Linked DNA regions of Mus musculus: region 2 is linked to region 1. The links are chromatin loops, found by intact Hi-C in ENCODE. Cell type or tissue: gastrocnemius. All regions are shown on one strand. Each heading gives the region's core, and the rest is flanking DNA. Links, peaks and the distances in the headings are about the cores only. Region 1 holds the start of Shisa2 (shisa family member 2). Region 2 overlaps Atp8a2 (ATPase, aminophospholipid transporter-like, class I, type 8A, member 2).

Region 1 (15,209 bases), core at 4,858-12,857:
TGGTGGTTCACAACTGTAATCCCTGCATGTGGGAAGCTGAAGTAGGAGGATCGCCAGACGTATGAGGCCTAGTTTGGGCTACACAGTGAGTTCCAGGCAGCCTGGGCTATATGGAAAACCTTGTCTCAAACCACTGAGACACTTTCACAGTGTGGAGCTTTTACATTCAACATCTTTAACATGAGTAGCTTCAGTTATTGGGAAGACAATTAATAGTTTCCAATTTAAAAAAGTATTTTAATGTTATTTCATTTATTTATTTTCATCTTACGTGCATTTGTGTTTTGAACACTTATTGTGCATCCATTATCTGTGTGAGGATGTCAGATCTTGGAGTTAAAGACAGTTGGGAGCTATGTGGGTGCTGGGATTTGAACCTGGTTCCTCTGGAAGAGCAGCAGTGCTCCTAATGGCTTAGCCATCTCTCCAGTCTCCAGTTTCCAATTTTTAACCCTGGAAGACACTCAAATCAAAGGAACATGCATGCTTCTTAATTAATAAAAAATTTTTTTGAGAAAGCAAAGACATGCCGGTTGATTTGTGTGGAGGGAGGAGGGACGTGGGCACTCTGGGGGCCATCTTCCTGTGCTGGCTCCAGTCCTCCCTATACATTAGGAACTTTTTTCAACCCTCGTGTTCTGGGACTGGCCCCTTAAGCACAAAAAGCCCGGTGAAATTCCATCCTTCTATGCTCCCCCAGTGGCCTTGTCCAGCCCTCTCTGTCCCTCCCCTTTCTCGGGCGTGCTCCAGAGTGTCCCTGTAGGTGCCCACTACATTTAAGTGTTTAAAGCTGCCAGAACCTGCTCCATTCGCTTCAGGTCTTCTGCTCATGACCTTCACCCTCACCACACTGGGCCGAGCGGCCATGATTGTTCTGTTACTCAAAAGGTAAGAGGAATAGGCACAAGCAGGACGTAGCTGGATTTTTTTTTTTTTAATTCCGGAAAGTTCAATGAACCATGAATGCAATCGCATAATTGTATTTATTCAGCAGTAGTTCAGTGAAGTCCTGTATGGCAGCCCATGCTTGGAGGCTTGCTTTTTGCCCAAATGACTAACAGGGAAGTCTGATTTCTATTGATTCTTCTGCCTCTCTATGGCCACCCACTTTCCAGATCCCAGCAGGATCTGATTCCAATGCCACACACAGAAGTCTGCCCTGGGTATTGCAGTAAGTAAGACACACCCACTTCAGGGACGCCATTCTGTCAGACCGGGCTAAGTTAACAGGAGTCACAATTCCAAAGCCCATTAACTGTATCCCTTGGCATCTAGGAAGCTCAAGCAACTGCAAACAAGTGTGTGGGTGGCACTTATCAGCTGGCTGAGCCACTTCAAGAAATCAGTATGTATTTATTTGTGTGCTGGAGGCCTGACACCGTATAAGGGGTCACTGTGCTGGTTCAAAGCGGGGTTGCCTGAGGCAAGAGAACCTCTGACTCGGAGTCCTCCTAGCCTCAGCCTTAAAGACCATTCCATCTCCCTCCCACAGTCCAGGGCATTTATGGGCTCCATTGTCATTCCAAACTTTGTTCTGATAGAATCATAGATCCTAATTTATAACAAAACAAGGACCATGTGGGTCACTGAGCTCTGGAAATGAAGATCTGCAGTCTTGAAAACGTGAACTGGGCCTGTGGGAAGCGGCTCAGAAATGGCGGGTAAGGAAGGAAGGCGCGTGCTGAGAAGACCTGTGAATGACATTTGCCTCCTCAGGCTGGCCACCCTGGATGCTAATGTCAGTATTTTTGGGTGCTGGGGATGAAAGTCGAGGTCTTCCAGGAGGTAGGCAAGTGAGGCATTAAGTAAGGAACATGCTCTGGCCTGATATTGAAACATTGTAACCCTTCCCCTGCAGCAGCAATGGTGGATGTGGCATTTCCACTCATGTTTTGATTTGCTTTCCTTGAGGTCAAGATCTCACTCTGTAGTCTACAGGAACCTCAAACTGTCCTGCTGTAAGACTCCTAAGTGCTGGGATGACAGCGATGGGCCACCAGGCCCAGATCAAATTTGTTTGTGCGGAAGTCATTCTGAACCAGGCTGACCTTGAACTCACGGCCATCCCCCTACCACCGCTTCCAAAGTGCTGAGATTACAAATGTGAGCCACCATGCTCAGCTCACACTTTTCAACACAGGAGCCGGTTAGTTTTTTCTTCCTTGAAGAGATCACCTGAAATCTGGAGGCTCCCCAGCTCTCCACATGAGTCAAAGCTATCAGCTTAAACACTGGAGAAAATGTGACTATTTTTCCATCAGTAAATGACCCCACTTTTTAGACAGACTGTAAGATGTTTCAAATGAGTGCAAATTACACCACAGAAGTTCAAATTTTTTAAATTCCCAAAAGAGCAAGAAAGGCATGCTGGAACTAGGTATTTGTACTTCCACGTTGCTAGCTAGCTCCCAAAATCTAAAAGCTCTACAATTGCTTCTAGTGATGTCATCCTCGGAAAGGCTCAGGAGCATCATTGGATGAGACCTCCCATTTCATTTACTAGAACTTAGTTTTCACCACACAGAAAAGGGAAGAAATCAAATGATCTCCCCTAAGCGCCATCCACCGCTTCAGAAATGCAGAGGCCAACCTGCATCAAGCAAGGTCCTGGTGTCAGATAAAGAACTGGCTGACCACAGCTCCCTGGCTTGTCGCCTGGCTTTGTATAGCTAGTGCTCAAGCTGGATTTTACCCTTTGAGATGGTTGTGGGGGAAGCGATGGGGTAAAAACTATTTTGTGACATTGAAATTTCATGGAATTCAGATCTCAGTATTTATAAATCAGGTTTGGGGATGGCAAAATGGCTCAGTGCGTAAAGGTGCTTGTTGCTAAGCCTAATATAACAGAGTTTGATTCTTGGGACTCACATGGTGGAAGGAGAGAACAGACTCCCACAAGTCCTCTGGCCCCTACAGATGTGCCATTTTACACATGTGCCTACACACACACACACACACACACACACACACACACAGCCTTACTCAAGTGTTTGTGAAGTACCAACTGTGGTTGTGTGGTTGTTTTGGGTCAGTTGATCAGCTCCTAAGCATTACCGTGAGAAAAGAAGATTCCCAAAGGAAAAAAAACCCTGCTTTTGAGTGTCAAGTTTTGCCACAGATATGCCTGTCCTTCCCTGGTACCAGGTATTGTGTAAGCAAGGCTCATGGCCCCAGAAACAGCAGTTATGATTCTGTGTTCTATTAACAATGACTAATCACAAAATAAGCATTCCCCGAAGAATTCACACCATAAAATATTTATTAAAAATTTAAAATGATTTTCTCCTGCTTTGGTTATTAAAATCTTTGATTCTTATCTGTTGGTACCAATTGCCATTGATAATGTAACATTATCGCTGTCATCATGAGATGAGAAACAGATGACAGAAGGCAAGAAGAAGACGCTGTGGGTAGGATGGTATAAAACACCAAACTTCACAGTTATTTAACAAATTTTGGCTTTGCTAGCAGTTGAAAATTCACTTACAATGTATTTAAACTTTTTCCATAAGTAACCAATGTACAAATTCAGTTGAATTTGATAAATTAAAACCTTGGCAGTGAACACAGAGCTTGTTGAAGGCTGAGGAGAAAAGGGATGCCATGTCTCCCTGGGGAGCTTTTCTCTGGATTTCATAGCTCCTGCTGCTGGAAAAATAAACCATCTGATAACAAGAGCATAAAAAAGCCTTCTGATTTGCAAAGTGGTTCACGTTTGAGGTTTAAGTGCCACCTCATGTCCCAGTGACAGCGGACAACCTATCTGAGCATCTCCTCAGTACAGTTGTTTTTTTACTGATCTTCATCGGCCCATTGATAATTTCCTGCCCTTGGGACTATTTAGACAAGGGGATCCCAAAACTGGGCAGAACAAATGAACCACCAGGCTGTATCATGAGGCAAAGTTGAAAGTAACTTGGAGAGCAGCAGATGACAGCTCATGTTTTCAATGGAAAACAAACAAACAAACAAACAAAACAAAAACCACATCCAATTGCTTCTTCTGTAGAGCCAGGAAATAAAAAGACACCATCAAAAGGAGAGGAATGGCTTCAATGCCACTCCACCCCCAGAATGTTGAATGTCTTCCTTAGAAATGGACATTTTCTTTCAATTTCTGTACTGTAGAAAAATCACTTAAGATCTCTACACATGGTTATCAACAAAAGCACATAATAGCCTCCCCTCCCCCAAAAGCATAAAAATAGACAGACTATATCTTTTACAATGAAATTAAGACATGCCTCTGATGATTGAGGCTCATGACTAGGGTCGGAGTTCAAGATCGCTTCTTTTCATAATAATTATATAATTTACATCTCCTTTCAGCCTTGAACACTGATTTTAAAAAAGCCCAGGTAAAGGGGCGGTAATGGGCATTCTCCTGTGCCCGCCGCTGAAACAGAAAGGAATAAAGACATCCTTCAACCCCTGACTCTGGCAGCCACACCTCAAGGGCACTTAAGGGGCTCAAGCTTTTGTCACACGCTTGAGGACACAGGTGGCAACTCCAGGGGCTGTGGCTTTCAATTTTGCATCTGGAGACACACACAGACACGCTGCTGTGGAGATGTCCCCTTATAGGTTAGAGGTGAATGACGTCATCCGGAAGCGCATCGGCGGGTACACCACCAACTTGAGCAGACTTGTGGTGCAAGAATCAGGCCCCATGTTGTTCAGTCTCGTAAAGGAGTCTAATCTGTGCCGTGCAGGCTATACAGTCACTGCAGGGAACATCTTCTGCTCACTGTTAGTGTGAGCAAAGGGGGGCTGCACTGGTCTGTAGCCAGGCTGCAGGCCATCCATGAACGGAGGCACTGGCGTCATGGGCACAGAGTCATGCTGTACGGCATAGCCTACATATGGAGTATGCAGGTACTGCCCTTGGTGGGGTACGATCTGGGTGGCCTGCTGACAGTTGAGTACTGAGAAATTTGTGGGCATGTTGACATACACATTGTTCATGGTTCCCTCGGGCAAGCAGCAATTGGTCTGTGATCTCGTCGGGGGAGCCCGGGCCCCCGAGTTCGCACTGGAACTGGAGCTGGCAGCGGTGCTGGACTGACGAGAGGATGAGCCCCTGGAAGTGCTGGCACTGGGAATCATGGGGATGGTCTCCATCAGGCGGTTGGCCCCTGGGGCTCTGCTCTGCTGGGGATCCTGCTTTGGACGTAGACATCGGCAACAGCATGCGGCAACGAGAGACCCGAGGATGATGAAGGCAACGAACACTGAGCCAACGATGAGGAACGGCACGTAGATGGGGACTGCAGAGAGAACACAGCATTAGGTTTCCCATCAGAATCCCTGGACACGGCGACCAGCAAAGGCCGGGCCAGCTCCGTCAGGCCAGAAGTGCCCAAGGTGCATCTTCCGTGCCCGAGTGCTTTGGAACGCTGCCAAGGCTCACAGGTATGGCAAGGCCCCTGGAAGCTAAACGTCATAATCCCACTTAGAGTCCCCTAATACAATACCAGAGGCTCATGTCCAAGCTGTCACAGTACAGGCTAGATCTAGGTGATCCTACAATAACTGAATGGCCTAAAGAAATGTAAGTCTTCCCTAGCAGGGCACCGGCTCTAAATATGAATGACTTTACACATTCCTTGGCTTCTTCTTGCCAGGATTTTAAACAAGTTTCTTTTCTTACAGGCAGAAAAAAAAAAAAAACCATAAAAAACAAATAACTTAGGTAAGACTCTGAACCTTTGTCATTTCCAAATAAGAAATAAGACGTGGAAGGGGAAAAACAATCAAAAGACAAACAATGGGCCAGGGTGACAGCTCAGCAGAAAAAGGCTCCTGCCACCAAGCATAATAATGAACGGAGTTCAATCTTCAGAACCCAGACGGAGGACAGAGAACATCTCCAAGTTGTCTTCTGACCTCCACAGACACGCCACAGCACACGCTGTGCACACACACACAAAATGGATAAAAGTTAAAAAAAATATATAGTAGTAAAAAAAGTGCACAGATCTAAAACAAACAAACAAACAAACATACAAAAAACAAAACAAAACAAAAAACCATGCTTAATAAAAGTGCATAACACAAAAGTTGTTACCAGAGGCTGAGGGTGAGTGGGGGAAAAGGAAGGCTGGCAAGAGCCGGTGGGTATTAAGTTATTCTGAAAAATAAAACCATAAAATAACAATAAAGGGTTGTGAGTAAAACTAGCAGAGTAATGAACTTCACTTTAAAGTTATTTTCTTTAAAACAAAAAAACAAAACAAAACAAAAAAAAAACCTTTCAGGAACTTTGCATGGTGTGACTCTCAGCTTTAACCTTTGGAAAGCCAGAAACAAGAAAATTGTCTTGGAGTTCAAGGCCAGTCTAGACTACATAGTGAGCTACTGGGCCAGCCTAGGCTATAAAGTGAGACTTTATATATTATATATAATTATATATTATCTTTTAAAAATAAATAACAGAATTGTTTAAATCATGGGAGCCATAGGCAAGGCAGGAACGCGGGGCAGCATGCTCAGGACCTAAGCAGACAGGAGGAGCCTGCAGGAAGCCTCTGGACCACTTCTGTGGAAGTCTCCCTACAGTCAAGAAACTGCTGCATTTTCTGGTGAGTTCCCAACTAGGTTTCTTTTTCAGCAGGTGTGGGAGTGGGTGTGAGGTGTGGGGAACTGACCTGGACAGAGTCCTCCCAGATGCTAAGGAACCATGTCACCACTGAGCCAAGCCCAGCCCTCCCTAAGGACTCCATCTGAACAGGGGTTCATGGGTCTCACCAGTCTTGGTGAGGCACAGTTGCCAGCATTTCCGATGGGGCAACACGGAGCCCAGACCTCAAAGGTCAGATCTGCGAATGGCTTTTGCAGACTCTATCCTGGGAGTAGGCGTCCCCATTCACATAGCACACAGAATCACAGAGAAATAAACTGCTGAGCAGAGCCACTTCTGTACTCAGGGTCCGTTCCGCAGACCAGAAGGCTTGCTGCCATCTGCAGCCCAGCTGGCTCCCACAGCTGTACCATTCTCATTACACCAGCACTGGAGGCCCCGTCCAAGCAGTGAGAGCCAAGCCCTTTCCTACACACAGTAAAAATATCTCATTCCCTAAATTAAGATACCAGCTCCCTCATGTTATAAATGGCAAACAAACAAACAAACAAACAAACAAAAACCCACAGAGAAGTTTTACCTCCAATATGATAGCAAAATCCAGCTGAAATCAGTCTCAGCCCACATAATGAGTTTGGGGGAGAAATAACTGTTCTCTTTCCAGGATTCTTAATTGGAAGTGTAAATAACTACACAGGGGTAAAGAATGCAGTGCTACCACAAGCCCCCGCAGGCTTAATTGGGCAATTCGTCCTTCATTGCAGAAGGGCTGTGAGAGAACCGGGAGACTTAAAGATTTAGGAGTGGAGTGAAGGGCAGCCATGGCCAGCATCCACAGTGTGAGAAGGCCGCTGCCTCCAGCCTTAGCCAACTCCATCCCGACTTTTAGAAGTTATTAACAAGCCCAATTGAACAGACACCTTATTGTAGCCATTTGGCTCTTTTCTCTAGGCTTTGTTCCCAGACCACACACTCCGCAAACTGAGCTGCAGTTCAGATGGTGCCTTCTCCAGAACGACCCTCAGTTCTCCTCCTTTCAGACTGAAGTCAGTGCAACAGCAGCAGGAAGAGCAAACTAAGAAAACGCTTAACTGCACTGCAAAGAGCTGCTGGGCTGGAGACTGCTCTATAAAGCAGAAACCACCTGTGCCAAAGCGCAGGCAGCTCCAAACCTATGTATGTGCCTGTAGCACTCATTCACACACACACACACACACACACACACACACACACACACACACACACACACGCACAGAGAGAGACTCAATTTGGCAGCCTCTCCTTAAGGAAATGCCATCTACTAAATTATTTGACAGGCTTACTTTCAAAATCTGGCTTTGTCTATTAAGAAATAGTCAAAAGTCTCAATGAGCAAAGTTGGGCTCCGTTCCAGTGGCACGTCTATCAAGTCAGCCTAAGGAGGCCAATCCAGATTCCCAGAGGCCTAGGTGGTCACAGGGAGCTGTGCACTGGCTCCTGCGGGAGAGAAGGGATCCCTGAGATGTGAAAAGGTGCGTCACCCACGGGAAGTCGTCTGCTGTCCCCCAGAACTGCCCTCCGTCTGAGGACCCTTGGAGGAGAACCCTGGACAAGCCTTCTCCAGAGGGGTGCACCCTTGTCATTTTCTTGACTATTCCCAAGATTAAGCCCAGTGGAAATGGGACGAAGGGAAAGGAAGGCACGGACCATGAACAGAAGCAACGTGTTTTTTCTCGAGGTTTTTTGCCCCACTTCATACAAAGTTAATGAGTAGGGGAAACAAAACAAAACAAAAACAAAAACAACCCCCAAACAAAAACAAAAAACTCAGGTTTCTGCTCCCCGGCCCTTTCCTAAAATCTCCAGGCTTCCTGGTCCTTCTTGCCCAGGCAAAGCAACCGCCCTCCCGCTCCCTCTTTGCACCTGGCTGCTGCTCGCCTACCTGCCGAGCTGTCTGGGCCTTCTCGGTCTGTCCGGCCAGGCTCCCCTACGCCCTGCTGGCGGTCGTTGTCGCAGCCGCCCTGGTCTAGGCGCGCCTCGGCGCTGGAGCAGCAGTAGCGCAGCGCGCAGCTGCCGCAGCAGATGGTGGCGTCGCCGCCGTCGAAGCGCTCGGGGCACTGGAAGCCGATGCGCCAGACGCCCTGCGCGTCCAGCCAGCCGTGGCAGTACTCGCCGCTGGCCCGCGCCCCCGCCGCCAGCAGCGCGGCCAGCAGCAGCTGCAGCAGCGACGCGCGGTGCCTGGAAGAGGTGGAAGGTGAGCAGCGTCCGCCCCACATGGCACTGCCCTGGGCACCGGTGATGTCTCTAGAGGTCACAGATCTCCCCCAAGAAGTTATGGTTCGGCGATCCCTGGGGCTTTCCGTGAGGAACACTCCCCTCTGAGGCGAAGCCCAGGCTGCAGAGCCAGGGTCTAAGTCATCCCTCCTTGCGAGTGACCACGTCCCTGCTAGGTTCGGCCTTCACAGGGGCATCACAGAAGAAACGTTTCTGAAAGCTTGGCTTGTGATCCGACCTTCTTTGGGCATCCTCGAGGGGACGCCTCGCTGCCGACCAGGAGCCAGGCCGCGGCTGGAGCGTTTCAGCATCAGAGTCCGGAGCTGGTGGCTGCTTTCCCCCTCTATTCACTTCCCCTGCGAGAAGCAGCGAAGGAGGCGGGCAGTGCGCGCAGTGCTCCCGGCGGCAAGTGCAGCAGCGGCCGGCTGCGCTCTGCCTCCGCCACTCTGTGCTCGGTCCTCATGGCTCCGGCCACCGCTCGGGACGCTGCGAGTGCCCGCACCTCCCCTGCAGTCCCGGAGCCCGCCCGGCTGGCGGCGGCCGCGCGGCTGCTGTTGGGCGCCGGGCCAGCGGGCTGCCCTCCCCGGCTCCTACTGCAGCCCGCGTCTGGTCTCCTTTCTCCCTGTCGCTGGTGCGCCCCCGGCAGTGCGCTCCGGTGGGAGCCGCCCACGGAAGTTTCAGTCCCTCGGGCTATGGGAGCAGAGGAGCGCGCGGACACCCCACGCTCGCCTGGCAAGGCTGCGAGCCAGCTCCGACTGCCCGGCTGCGCACCGCGCTCCTCACTTAAAGAGGGGCTGGAGGCTCCCCTGCGCGCATGCGTGCCGAGAGGGCTTTCCCTCCGCCAGGGGACACTCGTAGCCCTTCACTTTCCTTCACCAAAGGTGTGGCAGTGGCCAGGCAGCGGTGCGGGTGAACAGAACAGACAAGTGGGAAAACACGTTTTAAGTCAGCCACGCCTTGGAAGCCAGTTAAAACAAGGATAGCAGAAGTAAGTTTAGTGCGGATCTTCGACGTCCAACATTCCGAGTTACTCTGACAACTCTCCAAAGAATAATTCTTACTTTCCATGTTACAGAGGACTCAGTCATCACTCAGATAGACTTGTCTTGCTCAGCTTTCAACCTCCAGGCCCAGGACGAACACAAACCCTATCTGAGCTGTGGTGCCTGGCCTCCCGGTGCCATGGCACTGCACAGTAAAGAGGTCAGCAAGAAAGTCAATAGGGTCACTGACTAAATTAACTATATTATTTTATTAGTTTTCTTTTCCCCTCCCTAATTTGGTGTGGTGATTGTTGGCGTCCGGCAGAAAGGTGCCTCCGTGTGACACTTGACCTCCTTGGCTTAGACAGCTGCAGCCAGGAAGAAGGCAAGGGTTCAGACGCCAGACATTCTGAGAAGAAACGAATAGCTTCACTCTTGAAGCAGCTGAGCAGGTGCTGATGCTATTAAAGTAACGATGAGTATTTTTAAAGGACCTACTGCGTCTTTCTCAGCTGGAGTCATTCCATGTGAATGCTAAACCCAGCCCCTGAAGGAGGAACCATCACGTGTTTCCGGGCTGTTTCTTTGTGTATCTAATGGAGAACTGGCTGTAACAAGAATACAAGGCAATTTTGTCCATAGCAAAGACATTTTTGAGTTAAACCACTGTAGGGCTCTTAGTGCAACCCTTACCTAAAACATTGAGAATTAAGCCTTCCACTCATCCCAGAAAATATTCACAGAGAAAACTCTTCCTTCTGTGCCTGTGCCCAACAAAACACCTTATTCTTGTCATTTAAGGGACCCTTGCACGGAACCCCAGAGCGTGGCCTGGGAAGGAAATGCTTTACCACAGAGCTCCACTCCAGTCTTGAAAAGACATATTTTAAATGCGCCAAACATCAACCCCTATAAGCTAAGAAATGAACAAAACTCCAACATTGAAGAAGCATTCATTTCATAAGCACATTCCGAATCGAGTTCTGGGGATTCACCTTGGCTCCTCGAACCGTTTCCCTCAAGCAGGGTGGTCTCCAACCCACAAACTAACTAGGCCCAACCCTGATTAGCATCAGAGATCAGATGGGTGTGGTCACAAACTCAAGCAGACTAATGTTTCTGAATTAACAGAGCAGTTGGACTGGAACGGAATCAAGCAAGTAAAAATGATACAACGATCTATAAGCAGCGTTGTGCAGAGCCAATGCGTGTGTGAGCGGTGGGTATGTAGGTGTTTGTATGTGCATGTATGTCTACATATATGAGCATGCGTGTGGCGGCCAGAGGTTGACTGATGTCAGGCCTCTTTCTCAATTATTTTCCTTATTGAGACATGGTATCTCACTGAACCTGGAGTTTACCAAGTTAACTAGACTGGCAGGCTTATAAGTTTGCCTGTGTGTGCCCCCATCCCACCCCATGATAGGATACAGGCCAAAGCCACCACACTTAGCTTTTCTATAGGTGCTGGGGATTCGAACTCAGGTCCTCATGCTTGAATAACCCAGCCTTTACTGACTGATCCAGCTCTCTGACCCTTTACAGGGCCAGTTAAAACACACAGGGTGACATTAGGCTGAGAGGAAAGGAGAGAAAAATATCAAACACTAGTGTTTAGATTTAAGCCCTAAGAGGCCAAGGATTGATGGGTGGAATCATGTAATGGATGGTGACTATGGTTAGCTACCATTTTCTGAACACTTACTATATTCTTATTATATTCTAGGCAGCCATGTTCCTGTGGTGGCTGATATCCTGTACTGAGCATCTCTCAGCATATTTAATCTTCACAGCCACCCATAAGGAAGACATTACTTTGCTCATTTTATTGGTAGGGACAAATTTCCCAGCCCAGGTGGACAGAGGGTGTCAATTTTCCTGGAACCACTCACTTGTTGCCTGACCCCAAAGCCCATTTACCAATCCACTGGTCACCATTCCCAGTGTCAGTAGAAATTGATTTACCTGGTATTCTGGGGGTTAATACTTTTCTAAAATTTATTTTGTTTTTAATTATGTGTAGGCATGTTTGTCTGTGAGTGAGTATGTAACATGTGTGAATTTCAGAGGCCAGAAGAGGCCACAGGATCTACTGAAACTGAAATTACAGGCAGTTGTGAGCTGTTCCTTTGAATGCTGGGAAACTTACTTCAGTCTTCTGCAAGTGGGTTCCTACTTTAAGTATGTTTCTTAGTTGTTGTGTTTGATGCAAGGTATTTGTACTTAGTGCAGACAGCACTTGCTCCATACTCCCTTTCCTTTCCATTTATACGAGTCTCCAAAACACCCATGGTTTATCCAGGGTTTATAAAGAAATTGTTGACCATTTCACACTGAATCGGTCAGATGGTTTGGTAGTACTGTGGTTTAAGGACACGTTCTTGTTTCTTTCCCAAATAGTCAATGATTAGTCTATGAGGATCCTTTGAGAAGTCACATCTCGAGCAGGAACTTAAGTTGTTTTGAGAGTATGGGGCTCTTGAACAAACGTGAGGTGTGGAGCATCAAATTTACTCTGACCAAGATTCCCAAAGCCTTCTGGGGGCTGCTGTTGAACGAGAAGGACCTATGGAGTCTCTCCGAAGGCAAAGTTCTGCTGAGGCAACTTGTTCACACTGGGTTCTGGGTGAGGGCAAGAGGAAGCCACGATGAAGCTGGACTACAGTTTGGGACTTCTTCAGATTGAGGAATTATTTCTTGGAGAGGTGGCTGCAGACCCAGGTCCTTAAGTTGGTCCCGGGCGAATCTGTTCACCATGCCTGTGTGCTCATGCACCACTGTCATATCAGGGTCAGAAAGTAAGTGGTGAACATTGCATTCCTCTTGGTTGGTCTGGACTCCCAGAAGTACTGACTTCTCTCTCCGTTGTCTTTAATGGTGATGGCTACCTGGGAAGTGGGAAGAAGGAGAACACCAAAAAAGGCCAGGGTGGTGCTTGAGCTGGGGATGAAGAGGAAGAGGATTAAATGAACACTTCCCTGTACGGGCTGTCTTTTCCAGATGACTAATAAAGCAAAATTAACATGAAAGAGAGGGGGAGAGGGAGGGAGGGAGGGAGGGAGGGAGGGAGGGAGGGAGGGAGGAAGGAAGGAAGGAAGGAAGGAAGGAAGGAAGGAAGGAAAGGAGGAAGGAAGGAAGGAAGGAAGGAAGGAAGGAAGGAAGGAAGGAAGGAAGGAAGGTTATATATGTTCCTGAGCCCATACTCTCAAGAGAGACAGAGACAGAGAGAAGAAAGAAAGGGAACTTCTGACATTTCACTAGTACCTGTTGAAGACCATACACCTAAACAAATGGACGACTGCAGATGGGCTGTACCTCCGTGAGCTCACTTGCCTAGCAAGTACAAGATCTGGGGTTGATCACCAGTACTGTAAAGCTAATGAATTAATTATGACTAGTCTTAGCTTCGCGACCCGGAGTTGATATAAATCATACAGAGGTAATCACATTTCAGGTGCTGGCAGTCAGAAAAGCTGCAAGCTCCACCATGCTTTTCTGTGAGAGACCAGAAGTTTCTTTCTGGCCACACACCCGGCAGTAGTCTGCTAACGAGTAGTTTCACGTTGGGTCATGTTCCCCACCTTTTTTAGAGAACAGGAGCAGTATTGCAAATTTCACATTTGTTCCACTAAATATTCTTTTATGCTTAAGTATTTGTGTTATCCAATATGAATTCAAATTAAACAATTATGTTAATTTACATTTTAAAAAATTTTCTCCTTCTCCTCCTCCTCATTATTATTTTTACTACTTTAACTCTATATCTTGCTCCACTGTTTTATCTAACCCCCATTGGATGTTTACTGTTTCATAATTTCTCTTTGGAAATATTGGGTTAGAAGGCATCCAAGACTTTTGTTTTTGTACAAGAAGGAAAGATCAGCAAGTATGCAAAAATGATTGCAACGGGGTTGGGAAGATTGCTCAGTGGGTAGAGCAGTTGTTATGCAAGCATGACGGCCAGAACTTAGCTCCTTAAAACCCACTGCTGCACCAGACTGTAACCCCAGCAGCTCCACTGGCTACTCACAATCCCAGAGCTTGGGAGACAAACCACAGGATTTTCAAGCTATGTGTGTAAGGAGAGACCCTATCTCAATATATAAAGTAGAATGTGATCAAAGAGAACATCCAATATCAACTTCAGGCCTAAACACACACACATGCATATAAAGATTTGCAAATCATATATAATGAGTCTAGCACCCATAACATAAACATTCAACAACTCAAGAACAAAAAGAAAAATAACTCAATTTACAAAAGATTTGAACAGCTCCCTTACCAATTAAGGACCAATCATATGGAAGGATGTTCATTTTTTTTGTCACTAGTCATTAGTTGCCGTAATCAAACCTCATTAATCCTAGAACGGAACTAGTGTTGATAAAAGGAAGAAAAATAGTGCTTGTAAGCATATGGAGAAACCGATATCTGTAAACATTGCTAGTGGAACGAAATGTGGCCTAGCCATTGTACAAAGCAGTTTAACAGTTCCTTAAAAGTTAAGTCAGGAAGGGCTATGTGGCCCTACCATCCCAGAGACTCATGTATATATAGTTCAAAGAGTTGGAAGCCTATGTCCATGCATAAACTTCTGCATTGATATTCAAACACCGCTGTCCACAATAGCCTAAGGCTGGAAATAACTGTCTGCTCGCTGGAGAAAGGATGAACAAATGTCCTGGATCCATACAATTACAGTAAGCTTTACCTACACAAGGATAAAGTCTGAGTACATGCTGCAACAAGGATGGGCCTTGAAAACATTGTGCTGACGAAAGACAATGCAAAGATCATGTACTATAGGAGGCTACTTCTGGCAGAGGTTCTCAACCTATGGGTTCAGACTCTTTTGGGGTCACCCAAGACCAGTGGAATACAACAAATATTTACATTACAATTCATAACATCAGTAAAATTATGAAGTAGCAACAAAAATAATTTTATGGTTGGGCTCATCACAACATGAGGGTCGCAGCTTTAGGGAGGTTAAAATCAATGCGTTATAGGCAATGGCTATAAAAGAAAAATCCAAAGACAGGGAAGATAGGTTTGTGGTTATCAGATGCTGAGAGGACCTAAGAGGAAATGACTGCATGATGGGTCTGGAGTTTCAAAGTTTCTTAGAATAAGTGGTGGTGACCGTCACACACATTGGGAAGGTACTGAATGTCACTGGTGGCAGGCTTTATGTGTGTATACTTTATCTACTCTGAGGATATGTGGGGGGAAAGTTTCTCCTAGATTCTCCCAACACAAAAGACTTCTGAACTTTCAGATATGTGGTAACTTTGCCTTCCGATATGAAGCAGAGAACAGGCCAGCAACTGACCAACCAGGTGTCTGACCTCTGATTCTATTCAATTCTCACATCATCTACCTGCAGATAG
Region 2 (15,209 bases), core at 4,614-12,613, 49 kb before region 1:
CAAGGTTCTCCTCTGGCTTACACTCATACATACATACATACATACATACATACACACACACACACACACACACACACACACACAGAGAGAGAGAGAGAGAGAGAGAGAGAGAGAGAGAATCAAGCATTTTAAAGGCTTTATAAATATCATCTCATATATTTTATTTATGTATAGGTTATTTAGGAAAGGTTTTGGAGCACATGGTTGGAGTTTTGTTTTTGTTTATGGCTTGCTTAAAATTATTTTAGATTTATTTTATGTTTATGTATGTTTGCTTGCATATTCATATGTGTACCATGTGTGTGCCTAGTGCCCTATAAAGTAAGAAAGGTCTATGGATCTCTTGGTACTAGTCATAATCCATCATGTGGGTACTGGGAACGGAACCTTGGTCCTATATAAGAACAATAAGTGCTCTTAGCCACTGAGCTACCTCTCCAGCCCTTATAGCTTACATTTTAATATGTGAGTGCATTAAGCACTGTGTTGGTATTGATAAGTCAACAACAAAAAATGACTGTCTTTCATAAGCTTCAAACTGGGAGTGGAGCTGAAGCTCGGTGGTGAGGGGCTTGCCTAGCGTGCCCAAGACCCTGGACTTCATCCCAACATTGGAAAAAACCCAAAACAAACAGATAAATTTAACATCGTGACTAGATGGTAGATCCTTTTAGATGTCAGACAGTTTTGACACAGTGCTTAGCACCTGTTAGATTTCCAGTGGCCTACCGTATTCTTTGTGACCTGAAAAAGTCATATTCATGGGCTGCAAAAGTTGGATTGGGGAACTCAGGAAAATTGAGATTGAGAGATATTCCACAAAGATAAAATGCACAAAAATGTGATAAATACAAGTTTGTCATCCTAAAAAGAATTTGGGCCCTCTTCTAGATCACAGATTCTCAAGCCTCCATGAGATTGCTAGACAAGCATAAGTAATTTCTAAGTAATAATGAGAGTCTCACAGCACAGTTGTCAGTTCTACTGAGACACAGCAGAGGAGAGCATTCCATACACTAGGATACATCTTTGTGCTTTCTGGGCAGAGGCTTCATGCGGCCTGTAAAGTTCTTCATGCAGCCCGGACTTGGCAGCACAGACCATCAAAGGACCATCTGGCTGGGGCCATCCTAAAAGGCTTTCATGCTGAAGGTGGGCTGGGGAAAAGCTTAGGGTATAAAGGACCTGGGAGGACAGTAGCAGTGAACATGTACCAGGCAGTCTTTCCCCTACCTCTAATTTGCAGGGCAAGCACTTTCCCTGATCTGGAGTCTGTGTGAACTCTGGCTGAGCCCTTAACCACGCGCCCTTGGGCAATCTGGGAATGCAGTAACACCGTCTCTTCATCTGTTGTAGACAGCTAATGCTTTGAGGGGAGGAGGACGGTTTATGAGATGACATAGACAGACTGAGCCATTAGGAGGGTGCAAAGTATCCAAGTATCAGCTGTGAGTTTGGCCACAGACTCACAGTATGATGGGCTGTGGACTGTTAGCCTGGAAAGACCACAGGAGTCTCTCTTCATAGAAAGATGGGGAGCTTTTTGTTTCCATTTGTTTTGTCTTCTGTGCTGTGCTAGGAACTGAATTCAGGGGCTTGCCTATGCTACACCTCTGAGCTACACAAAGCCCTTGGATTTGTCCACAGGGGCTGGGAGTGGGGTGGGGGACAGAAACACAGCTTCGTGACATCATCCTCAGCAGCCAGAAGAGTTCCCCCTAAACTAAGGGACCTTGACTCCGGCTAAACCTAGATTTGTGGCTTCCACTCCGAAAAGAATCTCAGGCCGAGCCAGTATAAAGAAGAGTTGGAGGTTTTTATTGAAGACATTTTAATATAGGCTCAGGCATGATGATTAGGAGAAAGAGACACTCAGAAAATCATCCCCATGAGCAGGTCTCTGCTGCTCAAGGGAAAGTGGGAGGAGATTAAAGCATACCCAAATTTAGGTATGGCCTCCTCAATAGAGTCATGCAATTAAGTATCTTAGAATTAGTCATGCCGGGTGTTGGTGGCACACACCTTTAGTCCCAGCACTCAGGAGGCAGAAGCAGGTGGATTTCTGAGTTCGAGGCCAGCCTGGTCTGCAGAGTGAGTTCCAGGACAGCCAGGGCTACACAGAGAAACTCTGTCTCGAAACAAACAAACAAAACCCAAAAAACAAAAACAAAAAAAGAATTATTCATATATGCCACTTGGGGGGCTCTGATTCCATTTCAAGGGTTTTAGGACACACATACCCCTTACTCTCTTGATAAGATCAGTTATAAGGTAGTCATGGGTGCCTTGGATTGATGTATAATCTGTTAAAGTAAAACCAGCAGCCACTAAGACTGCACAAGGGGAGCAGTACGTATTCTTCCCCTGTAAATTGTGTTTCTGGTAAGATTCCTAGAAAATTGCAGCTTTACTGTGGGGAAGAGAGACGCCTTCAGTAGTTGTTAACCAACTCCTGGAATTCTTGCTTCCTTGCTGATGAGAGGGTTTGGACCCTTTCCCTTCTCACTTCTCCAAGACTTTTCTTGTCTTAAAATCTCACCTTTAGAGCCAGGCATGGTGGTGCACGCCTTTAATCCCAGCACTTGGAAGGCAGAGGCAGGCGGATTTCTGAGTTCGAGGCCAGCCTGGTCTACAGAGTAAGTTCCAGGACATCCAGGGCTACACAGAGAAACCCTGTCTCAAAAAACAAAAAACAAAAAAAAAAAAAACAAAAACAAAAAAACCAACAGACAAAAAAAATCTCACCTTTAAAGTATATCTTCCTGTCTGTCTAGTGGTAGGAAGACGGACATGTACCACTACATTATACACCGCAGCCACCTTTCTGTGGCAATGAGGAACAACCAGAACCTTGGGCACACAAGGCAAGCCTCTATCCTAGAGCTTCCTCCCTAAGCCTCATGAATATAAGGGATTTTTTTTAAGTGTTCCTTTATTTCTTTACTTGTATTTTATGTGCATTGATGTTTTACCTACCCTGTGAGCTGCCATGTAAGTGCTGGGAATGGAACCTGGGTCCTCTGGAAGAGCAGCCAGTGCTCTTACTGCTGAACCCTCTTTCCAGCCCATGAATATAAGTTTTAAACATCTCCTGGGTAGCACACTGTTGTAAACATTTTTAATCTCAAACCAGATAAAAGACACACACAACCTTTCTATTTATATTAAGCTTGAGCAGCCCACGAGCAGAGCAGACACCTACCCTCTATGTTTTTAGAATCTGCTCTCCTATTGATAATTGAGTTATTACTATGTTTCATCTGGGCTACTCTTAACTCCAATTGGCCAACCCTCGGGGCCATGGTTTCTAGACTCCTAATCCATGGTGACCTTTTCTTCCTCCTTACCTTCTCCTCTCCTTCATGCTTCTCCTCTGACCACCCCCACCCAGGCCCAGGAACCCTAAAACCCCCCTATGTCTCTTCTGCCCAGCTATTACCTATCGGCATCTTTATTTACCAATCAGAAAACTTGGGGGCAAGGTCACATAGCATCACTTGGATCTGTATTCGACCTTTTCTTCCTCCTTACCTTCTCCTCTCCTTCATGCTTCTCCTCTGACCACCCCCACCCAGGCCCAGGAACCCTAAAACCCCCCTATGTCTCTTCTGCCCAGCTATTACCTATCGGCATCTTTATTTACCAATCAGAAAACTTGGGGGCAAGGTCACATAGCATCACTTGGATCTGTATTCTGACTCGTTTCTGAGGCAACCAGGCAGGCCTTGGGGCCCATACTTAACATTACACATACAGCAAAAGACTAACCTCAACAGCATACACCTTTAATCCCTGCACTCAGTAGGCAGAGGCAGGTGGATTTCTGAGTTCGAGGCCAGCCTGGTCTACAGAGTGAGTTCTAGGACAGCCAGGGCTATACAGAGAAACCCTGCCTCGAAAAACCAAAAAAAAAAAAATTGTTTTTGTTATTTTTAAATAATGTGTGTGTGTGTGTGTGTGTGTGTGTGTGTGTGTGTGTGTGTGTGTGTGTGTCTAAGCTTGAATGCACGTAAGTCCACAAATTTAGGTTTCTACAGATTCCAGGAGAGGGTGTCAGATCACCTGGAGCTTGGAGCTACACTTGGCTGTCAGCAGATTGATGTGGGTGGGTACTGAGCCATCTCTCCAACTCCCCTATCCTTAACCTGTAAGAGAAACGGGTTTTCCTTGGAAAATGCAGCATCCTTGTTTCTGTTTCTGTGGCCACCTCTGAGATGAGCCACCAAACCAGACACCAGGTTACCTTCATTTCCTCTCTGCCACCTCACTGAGTTGGACTTTTGTATATCCAGGTCTTCAGTCAACTAATATTTATGGAACTTCCTCTATGAGCCAATCACACACACACACACACACACACACACACACACACACACACACACACACATACACATACACACACACACACACACACACATGCACACGCACACGCACACATACACACGTGTGGCATGGGTTAGGTGAACTGACAGTCAAATGGGTAGGAAGAAGGAATGAAGGAATGGAGATGGAAGGGTGATGTGATCAGCCTTAGCCAGAGTCTAGATTCTAGACTCTAGACGATCTCCAGAAGGAAGGCTGAGTTCCACCCTCTACCCATTCCCCCTGGACCCTCCCAGCACAGAGGTGTCCAGAATCCAAGCAGATGTGAAAGAAGCAAACCAAACTCATCAAAGACCAGGGATGAGGCAGCTCGCAGGAGGTCAAGTGGATGACTCTGCATCCTGAAGAGAACAGCATGCCTCTATTATCTAGTGGGCAGATGGCCCGCAGCAAACCTGGGACAATCAGAAGGGAGGAAAGCAAAGGATGGGACCCTTTTGAAGACAGTGGGTCCCCACACCATCTCTGGTGAGCAATCCCCCAATGACACATTGGACAAAAAAGAAAAGGAAAGGCTGACCTTATGTGTGGCAAGCACACACGGGAACACGTGTTCATCTAGATGTGCACACATGCAATGAAACAAAATCATGCAACTCACTCTAGGTTAGGAGCATGGATCTTTAAATGCAGCAAGTAGAAGGCCAGCCTGGTCTGCAGAGTGAGTTCCAGGACAGCCAGGGCTATACAGAGAAACCCTGTCTCGAAACGCCCCCCCCCAAAAAAAAAAGAATGACCCAAAGGAAAGAACTCCTTCAAAATTTTAGTACTTTCCATTCTTTAGTCTAGAGTCTAACTCAAGATTTTTTTTTCTGGTAGAAGAAAATCTACTATGACTACTTACTTTTTAGAGAGATAACAAACAAATGTCCAAAACCAGCATGTATGCTAACAGACGAACTGTCCTCTAGCGTTTCTCTCTTCCTTGGTGTAGGATAGAGAGGATAGAGTGAGTTCTGCCATGTTGTTTTCCATATGGCAAGAAATCGGCTGACTAATGGAGGAGAGGGTGTAGAAGTGACGCTGTCTTAGTCTGATGAACAACAAGGAGACTCTTGTTTCATTAGAGATCCTTCTCTCTGTTCAGCACAGTTGGTTGGAGGAGGGGGAGAGGAAGAGGGCAGGTGGCCATGCTGGCTGTCTCCAGTTTCAAGGACAAGCAGTTCTGGTTGCTGCCTCTGGCTTCCCAGGAAAACTCAGATTCTCTTTCATGTAAGTGCTTTCCCTGACCTGAGGCCGGCTGGGCTTGAGAAAAGATAGCAGCCTGTCTGGCCTTGAGTCTTCTGCCAGCGATCGAGTGTCTCCCTCCGGTTTTGTGTTCTCTGAGAACATTGATGCGCGGCTCTGGGGACTCTCATAGAGTGACCTCAGGAGGGAATCTGATCCCAGCGGGGTGCTGCAAAGCCTGAGCTCTCCCTTCCAGCCCCAAGGACAACCTGGATGTATGTTGACAAGCCCCACTGGTGGAGGGGGGTGGGAAGCACAGGACAGATACTGCCCAAGACAAAGGAACCTTAGCACAGTGCTCTCTGCTAAAGGAGAGGGGCCAGCACCTGCAGCCTTCCCAGGATTTACAAAGTCACCAGGTAAGGTAGCATGCTCTCTCCCAATGCTACTTTTAAAACCAATGACTCCATGTGTGTGTGTGTACATATATAAATATATATATATATTCCCAATACAACCAAATCGTCCCAAAATTTCAACTCAGACACCTCATACATTGTGGTCATCAAACAGGAATTCTTGCATCTTTAAATGAGTATTTAAGGGTTGGGGTGTGGCTCAGGGGTAGGGCTCTTGACTCTCATGAGGGTCCCTGAGCTCCAACCCTAACACCCCAAATAAGTAAGTAAATAAAGCCACAATAATGGTTCAAGTGTTTGGTCTTGACATGGCTGCCTTGTGGTGTTGGAATGGAGCCTTTCCCGTGAGACATCAACATCCATGTCGGGGTTTTCAGTATTGGATTTACATCAGCTCCAGGGGGGGGGGGGGTTGTATTTTCTCAGAGTTATGGCTGTTGGCATCATGTACCTCCATCTTCTCTTTATTTCCTCCCCTACCCCATCCACATTTTTTCCTAAAATGACTATTAGTTTTTTATTGGCCAAAAGGGTAGGAAATTATGGCATCATTTCAGCAAACCTCTCCATGCCAGGTGGCAAGTGTCTGCCTCCAGCACCTGGGTGAGATTGATTTGCCTTCCAGCTGCATTTTTTCCACGACTGTGTCATGAAGCAGAGCAAGGAGAGCAGTTGCGAGACAGACAGGACGGAATGAGGCTCCGGGCCCTGCCACTCATTTAGCTGTGCAGCCTTAGCTAATGGGTTACTAACTTCTCTGAACGTCCCCTTTTCCACTCACAAATCCGTTTTGAGGATGAAATAGAAAAAACCCACAGCATATGTAGATATTCAGAGAGTACAAGCTCTCACTTCATCCTCTGCCCTAGAAGACAATCTATCTCTGCTGGCCATCCTTAACTGGCTCTTTTCAAAGGCTGTGGGGTTTTCCTTAGCAAAGGGTATGGACACAGCGGGAACTCTGTTTCCTTTTGGGTCAGTGTAGCTGAAGCCTAGGCATACCATAGTGGAGGCATCCAGAATGAGGCGTTGTTTTGTGTGGTGCTAATAACCCCAGAGCCACACACATGCTAGGCAGGTGAGATGCCACGGAGCCACACCCCCAGTGCATAGACTGAGGTTTGTGAGAAGGTTGCATCCAGTGACAGTTTTCCTTTGGGTCACTGCCTCCAGGAGCTCCTCTTACACAGAAGAAGCTGAGCCCACACAAGCTGTTCCCTAACACTCCAGACTATCCTAGTGCTCACCTGAAATACAGTGTCCCCACCAGCCCCTGCCATTTGTCCCACACAAAGCCTTGGAAACAAATGCTCATGGACATTACACATAGGTTTGGTCTTTCTCTACTGTGATCCTGGCAGCTTGGGCTTCCCTGAAATTAACACATTCTGCTGTGGTTATGGTGGTGGTCATTGTCAGACGCACCTGTAATCTCTGAGGTTCAGAGACTGAGAGGAGAGAAGAGAGCTTGAACTCCGGAAGGGGTGGCCAGACACTTAGGGAACTTAGAAGGACCCTGTTTTTCAAAAAGAAAAAAAGAAAAAGAAATCACTCAAATGTTAATGCAGAGCGTCTATATAACAGAGGGCCCCCATGGACCCGAATCACAGATCCAACAAGTCCCAAGGTTTTGCCAGAGTTGCTGTGTTTAGCCCTGTTTGGCCCAAGATTTCAGGTTGCCGAATCCTATAAAGCAGATTATAGACATCAGCACTGTTTGGACTTACACACTCCAGGGTTATCTCCAAAAAGCATAGCCTGTGCTCTGACACCTCTTACAGTGTGCACAGTGCTGTTATTAAATATGAATGGTACGATGCCATGGTCTCTGGTCACATCTAATTGTTGGTGATTGTTCCTCAGTGCCAATAACATACTTGCTTTGTAAATAGACTTTCCAGATGGCCTTGGCCCTCACTGCCCTTTGCAGGGCCAGCTGGTTTATACTGGAACGGAGGCAAGGACCACATTAAGACTGCTCAAGTCTCTGCCCAGCTGCAGAAGTTATTTTTAACGGGACTTAGGCATTGCAGTCCCATCTTGTTATGATAGCACTGTGGCCAAGAGACCCAAACCTCAGAGGGGAGGCCTCCCCTCTGCCCAGTATTGTCCACCAAAAAGAGAGGGAAACACGGACCATCTTAGACCAGGTTCTTAGCCCATGGCCAGGGTAACGCGTCTCTCCAGTGCCTCCATTTATAATTTCATTCTCACTGCAGTGCTCAGAAGGCTGTGGGAGCCCCAGGAGCCAGACTGGGATGCCTCCCTGCCTGAAACATCTAAGGGAAAGGCTCAACGCAGGCAAGCCTGCCCTGGTTGTGTGAGAACTTGAAGTAATGGAACGAAGGCTGTGTGTTGCCTTCTCAGTTCCTACTTGCAGGGGGTGGGGTCATGAAGCAAGCATAGAAACCACCCCCAACTCCCCAAGGCAGGCAGGATTGAAGAATTCAGAATGGAGTGGAAAGAGTTAATGGACCTATCAGCTGTCTTGATACAGATGACTTCCAGACAGAACTGCCTTTATGGGCTCCGGTATGGTCTGCGAAAGAAATTAATAAATGTGATTCATTCTGGGAGAAGGGAAACCACCAGTGAGGCCGACACAAAAGGGAGCGTTCTTAGAAAAACAAGGGCAGAAGGGAACCAGGCTGGCAGGCAGGCCATAGCTGCCCAGTCTCTAGCAGGGCTGACACACACAGGTGAGGAAAGGCATCAGTGAGACAAAGGGAGTAAATGGTCCAGGAAATTGCAGAAGGCCTGACTGGATTACCCACTGGGGGATTGCTGAGACCTGCGTCCCGGGCACAGGAAGGAAAGAGGAGGAGAGTAAACACTCAGGGAAGGAAAACACATCATTAGCGTTTAGGGAACCCCTGGGCTGCCCCTGTCAACGGAAAAATAATCAATTCTCTGTGACTTTATGGGTGTTAAATCCCCACAGCCTTTCCTTTGATAGGCTAATGTTTAATAATTTTAAACAAGTTTAAACACTGGTTGATACTGATTACTGAGGCAAGCCAAAGCCTTCTTGTTCTCTGGGAAGGATGTGCTAGCTGATGAGGCGCCCCGTCTGAAGTTCAGCTGCTCCCTGCCACAGAGAGACTACAGACCTTAGGGAATGCATGGGCAGAGCAGAGAGGAGAGCCGGTGTGCTGGTGAGGTGGGACTGAGGGTCAGCTGGCAGCTCGCTGCAGCCCAGCCTCAGGTCTGAGTGTCAGGAGCACTCCGGCATATTCATTTTTGATTCATGAGTTAAGTTCGTTTCATGCCCACTTTTTCTACCTTTCAAGAATCATTTTTACTAAACACTGTTAGTACCAACCTTAGCCAGTGCTCGGGCTTGCTGACCCCCCTGGAGAGCACTGACAGAAGACCTGAATCCCCTCACAGGTACTGAAGGGATGCCAGAATCCTCCTCCTCTTATAAGTTGGTTCTATCTCAGCCATTTGAGCAGCCATAGGAAACGTGCTGCTTTTGGTGGTGGGCGCATACTGTGAACAGTGACATTCCAGGTGGGAACTGGTTCCTCAGAGACTCTAAGGTCTCTGCCAAGCTCTGTTAAGTCCTGAGGGATTGTTTGCTTTTCTAGTTGACCCTTCTCCTCCCAACGCCAACTTTTTAAGCTGTCTTGAGCTAAGACATTCCAGGTAGGTGACCAACTGCGGTCCTCCTGAAACCGAGTGAACAGTCTACATTTCCAGGGTCCGCCTCTCTGAGACGGTAGACCAGGGAAACCCTAGTCAAGGCATCCTAGAGTTTAGCATCATCTGTACAATGTGCAAGAGAATCTCCAGGCTCTTTGGTGCACTGGACTGTGGGAGGAAAAGAGACTATACAGGGTGTATGCAGGTGTGGCCTCGGACACAGATGTGGGAGTTCTGTTTCCACCTGGCACTAGGAAAGCCAGACAAAGCCTGACTTAGTAACCAGTGAATATGACGAATATGACATCATTGGCCTGGTGGTTCCACCAAAACTTAGAGAATGTCAGAGTTACCATTGGAAAATAGACTATAGGATCCAGTGCATTTAGCTGTTGCTTTATAGGAATTTCAGGCAAATGCTTAATTAATAGAAGTAGAAAAATTTTAAATGCCATCCCAACCCTCCCCCGGGGAAAACAAACAAAACTGTTCTTGGCTCTAAAAACAACTCTCATGGCCATCCTGTTCTGTAGGCCTTGACCCAGTCATGTCTGCTTACCAGAGCTTTGGTCATCAGCTCCACACTGAGCCCCAGTTAAGTCTCTCCCCTCTGGTACAGCACTGGCACTGATAACATGCTCATTCAGCATTTGTTCTCTTCCCTCTGCAATTAGGATTCGTTCAGTACACCTCGGGTGGTGGTAATTGGGAGTTGCTAATGAGTAAACACATTGGCTTCATTGTAGGTGCGGCCAGCCGGTTGCCCTAATACAATGAGGCCAGTCACTATTGGGTCATGTAACAGACATGTATGGAAAACTGAGGAAGTGCCAGGCAACAGTGGCCAAATAGACAGTGGCAAGTTCCTGCTGCCCTGGAGTAAGAACTCGGTGAGAAGCAAGAGAAGAGGGAGCTGCTGGGAGTCAAGTGAGCAGAGGGGTGGACTGAGCAGAGAAGAGGGCTGTAGAGCTTAGTGGAGCAGGGGAGGAAGTGTTCTTCATTGTAAGGTACAAACTGACACCTCTATAGCAAAACACAGGCCAAGGAGAGGACAGCACATCCAATCTGTTTAGCAAAGTTGTGTGTGGCACGAGACCCCTCGAAATGAGGAGCCAAAGGTCTAGGAAGAAGGGACACTTCATGCTTAGGGTCAGTGAGGAATGGATAGTACCATGACAACATGTGATTAGACCAAAACGGGGCTGATCTAATGGAAATCAACCTGGGAGACCCCTGCAAGGCTTCTCTGTGCAGCATCCTGTGCCCCGACATGGGAAAAGATCTCAGAAGGACAGGTCTCGTGGCCTAATCACAGGCAAGGTGGGCCAGAGAATCCTCTTGCTTCAGCTGTCACAGGAAGGTGATGGTGACATTCCTAGTGCTCTCCAGCTCCCAGGACTCTGCAGAAGCATGCTGAGTCCTGGCAATCAATCCTATGGTGACCGGAAAGTCCTGATGTATTCCAATTTATATCCAGTTTTGTCTTCTTATAGCTCACTTTACAACTGGGGACAAGCTCGTGTGTGTACTCCTCTGTGTCTAACTTATATCTCTTAACAAAATGCATGGGTCAGTACCAGAACTCAAGACAGACATAGCAGTGATTGTGTCAATGGTGCACTAAATGGTGAATGTGTGCAGACAGGAAATGCTGAACAATGTGTGTGCCCGGAACAGAACCATCTCATTTCCCTGGGCATGGTGGCTAAAGCCTGTAATCCCACCACGGAGAGGTTGAGGCAAGAGGAACTCAAGTTGGGAGCTAGCCTGGCCTATATGGTGAGACCCTGTCTGAGGGGGAAATGAATAGATTAATTACCAAGGCTACTTTTTGTAAGAAATTTTTTTTTTTGGAAAGAAGGCAGCCCATGATTAAAGCCTTCTCATCTGTGCCCTATTTGTAAGACCAAGAATAAAGCCTTCTGGCTTGGTGCCCTTACAGGGGCACATTAACCTGAAAGCACCTGTGTGTGCATTTCAACATGTTCCGATTTGATGTGGGTTACACGAAACATGTGTTCTCATTTTGCTTGAATATTTTTAGATATATAAAGTTATAATTTAAAAACTAGTGTTGAAAGAACAGCTAACACTGATGTAACCCTGAAAGCATCTATTAGCTTCATATTTCAATTCGGTCACCAAATCCAGATGCATGGCATTCCTCAAGAGATTCGAAATACTTCGTAAGAATATTCATTTTAGAGAGAGTAAAGCATTCCTGACTATCTTCATGTTAATTACACGTATAGTTCAGAGCATACATTAGTATTTAGATTAAAGGGTGTAGTCCAAGCAAGACTTGTACATGTGCCCATCGAATTTCCTGGAAATGGCAGCCAGTCGTGGCAGCCTCAGGCCTTTCTAGCTCCCGTTTGTTTTCTGTTGCTCATTCATCAGACAGTCAAAGGGTTTCCAAGTGGAAGGCATGTTAGATAGTTAGCAAGGCATTGCTAAAATGGCAGCTGTCTTATTTTCTTAAAGCACTGATCTATCACTCGGGCCTTTCATGCCCCCATTTTTCCCCTCACCTATTCAGAAAGCACTTGCCTTTTAAAAAAGAAATGGGCCCAGGCCTCTGTTGAAACCCCTCTGTGTAGCCACCATGGGCCTCCTTGGCTAAGTTATCATCTTTTCTCCATCCTCACAACTCTTTTCAAGGGCTAGAGAATGGTCCGAGTCGTCACAAGCTGGGGACAAAGCCCATTGGCTTTTATTCAATTTGTGGACATTCCGTTTCACAATGTGCAGAGGAGACTCAGAAGCCAGGGGCAAGCTGGGCCTGGTTAGACCTGTGTGTTGCCATGGTACCTGACAAGATTGTGTCCTGTGACTAGCAGCTACAGGTGAGCTCTGGAACTTTTGACACACAAAGACTATGTCACAATAGAGTCCCAATATGCTTTCAATCTGTAACCCAAAGAGATACTTCAGCCGCTCATTCCCACCACTCTCTCCTCTGCTCTTGCAACCAGCAGCTATGCAGCTGCCATATAGCCCACTGGGGTTGCACTTCTGCCCTTGTGTGTATGTGTGGAGTGTCTACTTTGGCTTCCTTGGCATTTGGAAATGAAAACATCCCTTCAGACATTTGACACCTGTCTGTTCCCTGTTGCACGGAATGTCTGCAGACAACGTTAACATGTGAAAAATGAATGCACCAGGCTCTTCTTCCACAAGGCTGGCAGACATCCTCCTGTGTGAACTCTAGGTCCCTAGTTCTTACTCCGTTCTGATTTTCTTCTGTTCCTTCCCCTTTTTGTGAACTTTTAAAGGACATGACCGCATTTCATCAAGTGTGCACCATTGTCCCTGCCATTGCTTTGTCCTGCGTATTTGCTTCTTGAACATGGCAGCAGCGTGCAGAGTGCACAGGTTTCCTGTTCTCCAATCCTTGTTCTCTTATACCTCTGCTGGATGCACACCAGCCTAGGACAGTAGTAGCTGCAGGCTCTGGCTGCCAGATGCACCTCCTGCCAGTCTGTTTTGATCTCCTCTGTCGTCTATATGTTAGCTTCAGTAGGAAACAGTGACAGCAGAGTTACGGTGGTGCTTGCAGTTTGATCTTTCGAACCTTTGTGCATGTGTTCAGAAGCAGCTAGGCAGACCATAATCTTTCCCTTAACGGCTTTTTTTCTTCATAAACCGTCACCCAGTCACACAGTAGTCCTTACAAAAGTTTGCCCCCAAATACCTGCGGGGTTTGTAGCATCATACTTTCTGAGATGTCCCTGTGAGGACCACATGCAATTGAAGAATGCCTTCTCAAAGGCCAACATCTGTTCAGGTTTCCTCCTAATCTTCAGGAGTCAACTGGGATGAAGAACGAACATGTGTGGACTTTCCACTCTTGCTGCTCGTTTAAAGCACAAGTGTTGTTGCTTTTCTATTTTGTTTGGTTTGGGGTTTGTTTCATTGTGATGCTGGGGTAGAAACCAGCAAAATGTCACCAAGAGCATACAGACTGAGCTATACCCCAGACTCTGTTCTACTCTGTGTGGTGCCGATACAAGCAAGTCCATGGGTCAAACCCAGACAGTTTGTCAGACATCAAACTGGGCAGTGAAGAAGGGAGGTAATGGTGACAGATGACTAGGCCACGGATAGAAATCCAGTTTTAATAGTATTCTCATGCTGTGCTAGTTTTATGTAAATGTGACCCAAGCTAGAGTCATTAAAGGAAAGATCCTCAGTTGAGAAAATGCCTCCATAAGTCCAGGCAAGCCTATAGAGAGGCCATTTTCCTACTGAGTAATCAGTGGGGGAGGGCCCAGCCCATTATGGATGGTGCCATCCCTGGGTTGGTGGTCCTGGCTTCTATAAGAAAGTAGGCTGAGCAAGCCAGAAGGAACAAACCACTAAGTATCACTCCTTTATGGCTTCTCCATGAGTGACTGCCTCCAGGACCCTGCCCTGTTTGAGTCCCTGTCCTGACTTTCTTTGATGGTAAACAGAGCTATGAAAATGTGAGCCAAATAAACTCTTTCCTCCCCTAGTTGCTTTGATCATGGTGTTGCATTGTTGCAATATTAGCCCTGACTAAGACACTTAGTGATGGAGAGAATTCTAGGACAGCCCAGAGTGGATGGCAATTTCTTGCCAGGTAATGAGGTTGAAGGGACATTCCAGCTACAGAGGATGACTTGGTAGATGTCCCCAGGTCATATGATGAGATTTCTGGGCTCTACATTTTTGAGTCCAGAAAGATAATAAGAGAAAACCTGGATAAGTAAGAAAGGCTAAACCAGTCCACAGAATAAAGTTAAAGCTTTACTCTGTAAGTCATGGGAGCTCCGCGTATAAGGCATGTCTACAGGTAGAAATCTTGAGTAGAGAATACTAAATCTGGCCTTCTACTTTGCAATGTGGCCATGTAGAACCAAAGTCATGTGCCACCAGGAGTCTTCTCCCAAGCAGAAGATATTAGGACAAGCACATTTCATCTGAAAGTTTCCCCCTCATTGGGACAGTCTGAATTATAGAAAAGTCTTCTTGGAGTGACCTCATGCCTTTTGAAGAAGAAAAGAGAACGGTAATTTACTGTCTTACCCTTGGTCACAGAAGAGCTAAATACATGACTGTAGAGTGCTGTCCCCTGTCTGACCACACTAAAGGCCAAAGCACTGCTATAGTGAGAAATAATGGCTTGTCATTCAAGGCCAACAGGAGTAGCTGCTCATTTAGTACAAGTAATGTGTGCTCAGCGTGAGAATGGAGAACATGGCAATGTAAAAGCCAGCTGTTATGAGTCACATCTGTATCACTTTACTTGTTGCTATTAAAAAAAAAAAAAAAAACAACTAAAGCAACCAAGGGGGAGTTTATTTTGGCTCGAGGCTTGAGAATACAGTCCACCATAGCTGGGAAGGTGCAGCAGCAGGAACATGAGGCAGCTGGTTCCATGCATCCACAACCAGGAGGCAGAGAGAAATGCTGGTGCCCAGCTGGCTTTCTCCTTTTTATTCAGCCTGGGACCCTCACCCATGGAGTAGTGCTGCCTATGCCCTTTTTATTCAGCCTGGGACCCTCACCCATGGAGTAGTGCTACCTATGCCCTTTTTATTCAGCCTGGGAACCTCACCCATGGAGTAGTGC

What was found. A loop is a pair of places that touch in the nucleus more often than their neighbours do. Peaks named below come from ENCODE experiments on the same cell type or tissue, not always from the same donor. Only the 100,000 strongest peaks of a DNase experiment are listed, where the experiment ranks them.
Region 2: a loop joins it to region 1, with 6 times the contacts of the local background. A loop is called at or near these places in 2 of 42 quality-filtered maps.

Annotation. Positions count from the first base shown.
Region 1 is chr14:59,619,693-59,634,901 of GRCm38, reverse strand. Shisa2 (shisa family member 2) reads right to left here and starts at 9,621. Exons shown (of 2, transcript NM_145463.5): 1 at 8,502-9,621; 2 at 3,242-5,267. The coding sequence starts at 8,835. The coding sequence ends at 4,714. It also overlaps the pseudogene Gm18073. In gastrocnemius, for the core only: CTCF peaks have their summits at 9,469 and 9,683; DNase peaks (open chromatin) are centred at 7,509, 7,961, 8,645, 9,592 and 4 more places; H3K4me3 peaks cover 4,548 bases; H3K27ac peaks cover 4,583 bases.
Region 2 is chr14:59,668,237-59,683,445 of GRCm38, reverse strand. The region is part of intron 34 of Atp8a2 (ATPase, aminophospholipid transporter-like, class I, type 8A, member 2); the gene reads left to right. Among named protein-coding and RNA genes, the nearest start is that of Shisa2, 51 kb to the right of the region's middle. In gastrocnemius, for the core only: no CTCF peak of the experiment used is centred there; a DNase peak (open chromatin) is centred at 7,918; H3K4me3 peaks cover 695 bases; H3K27ac peaks cover 4,517 bases.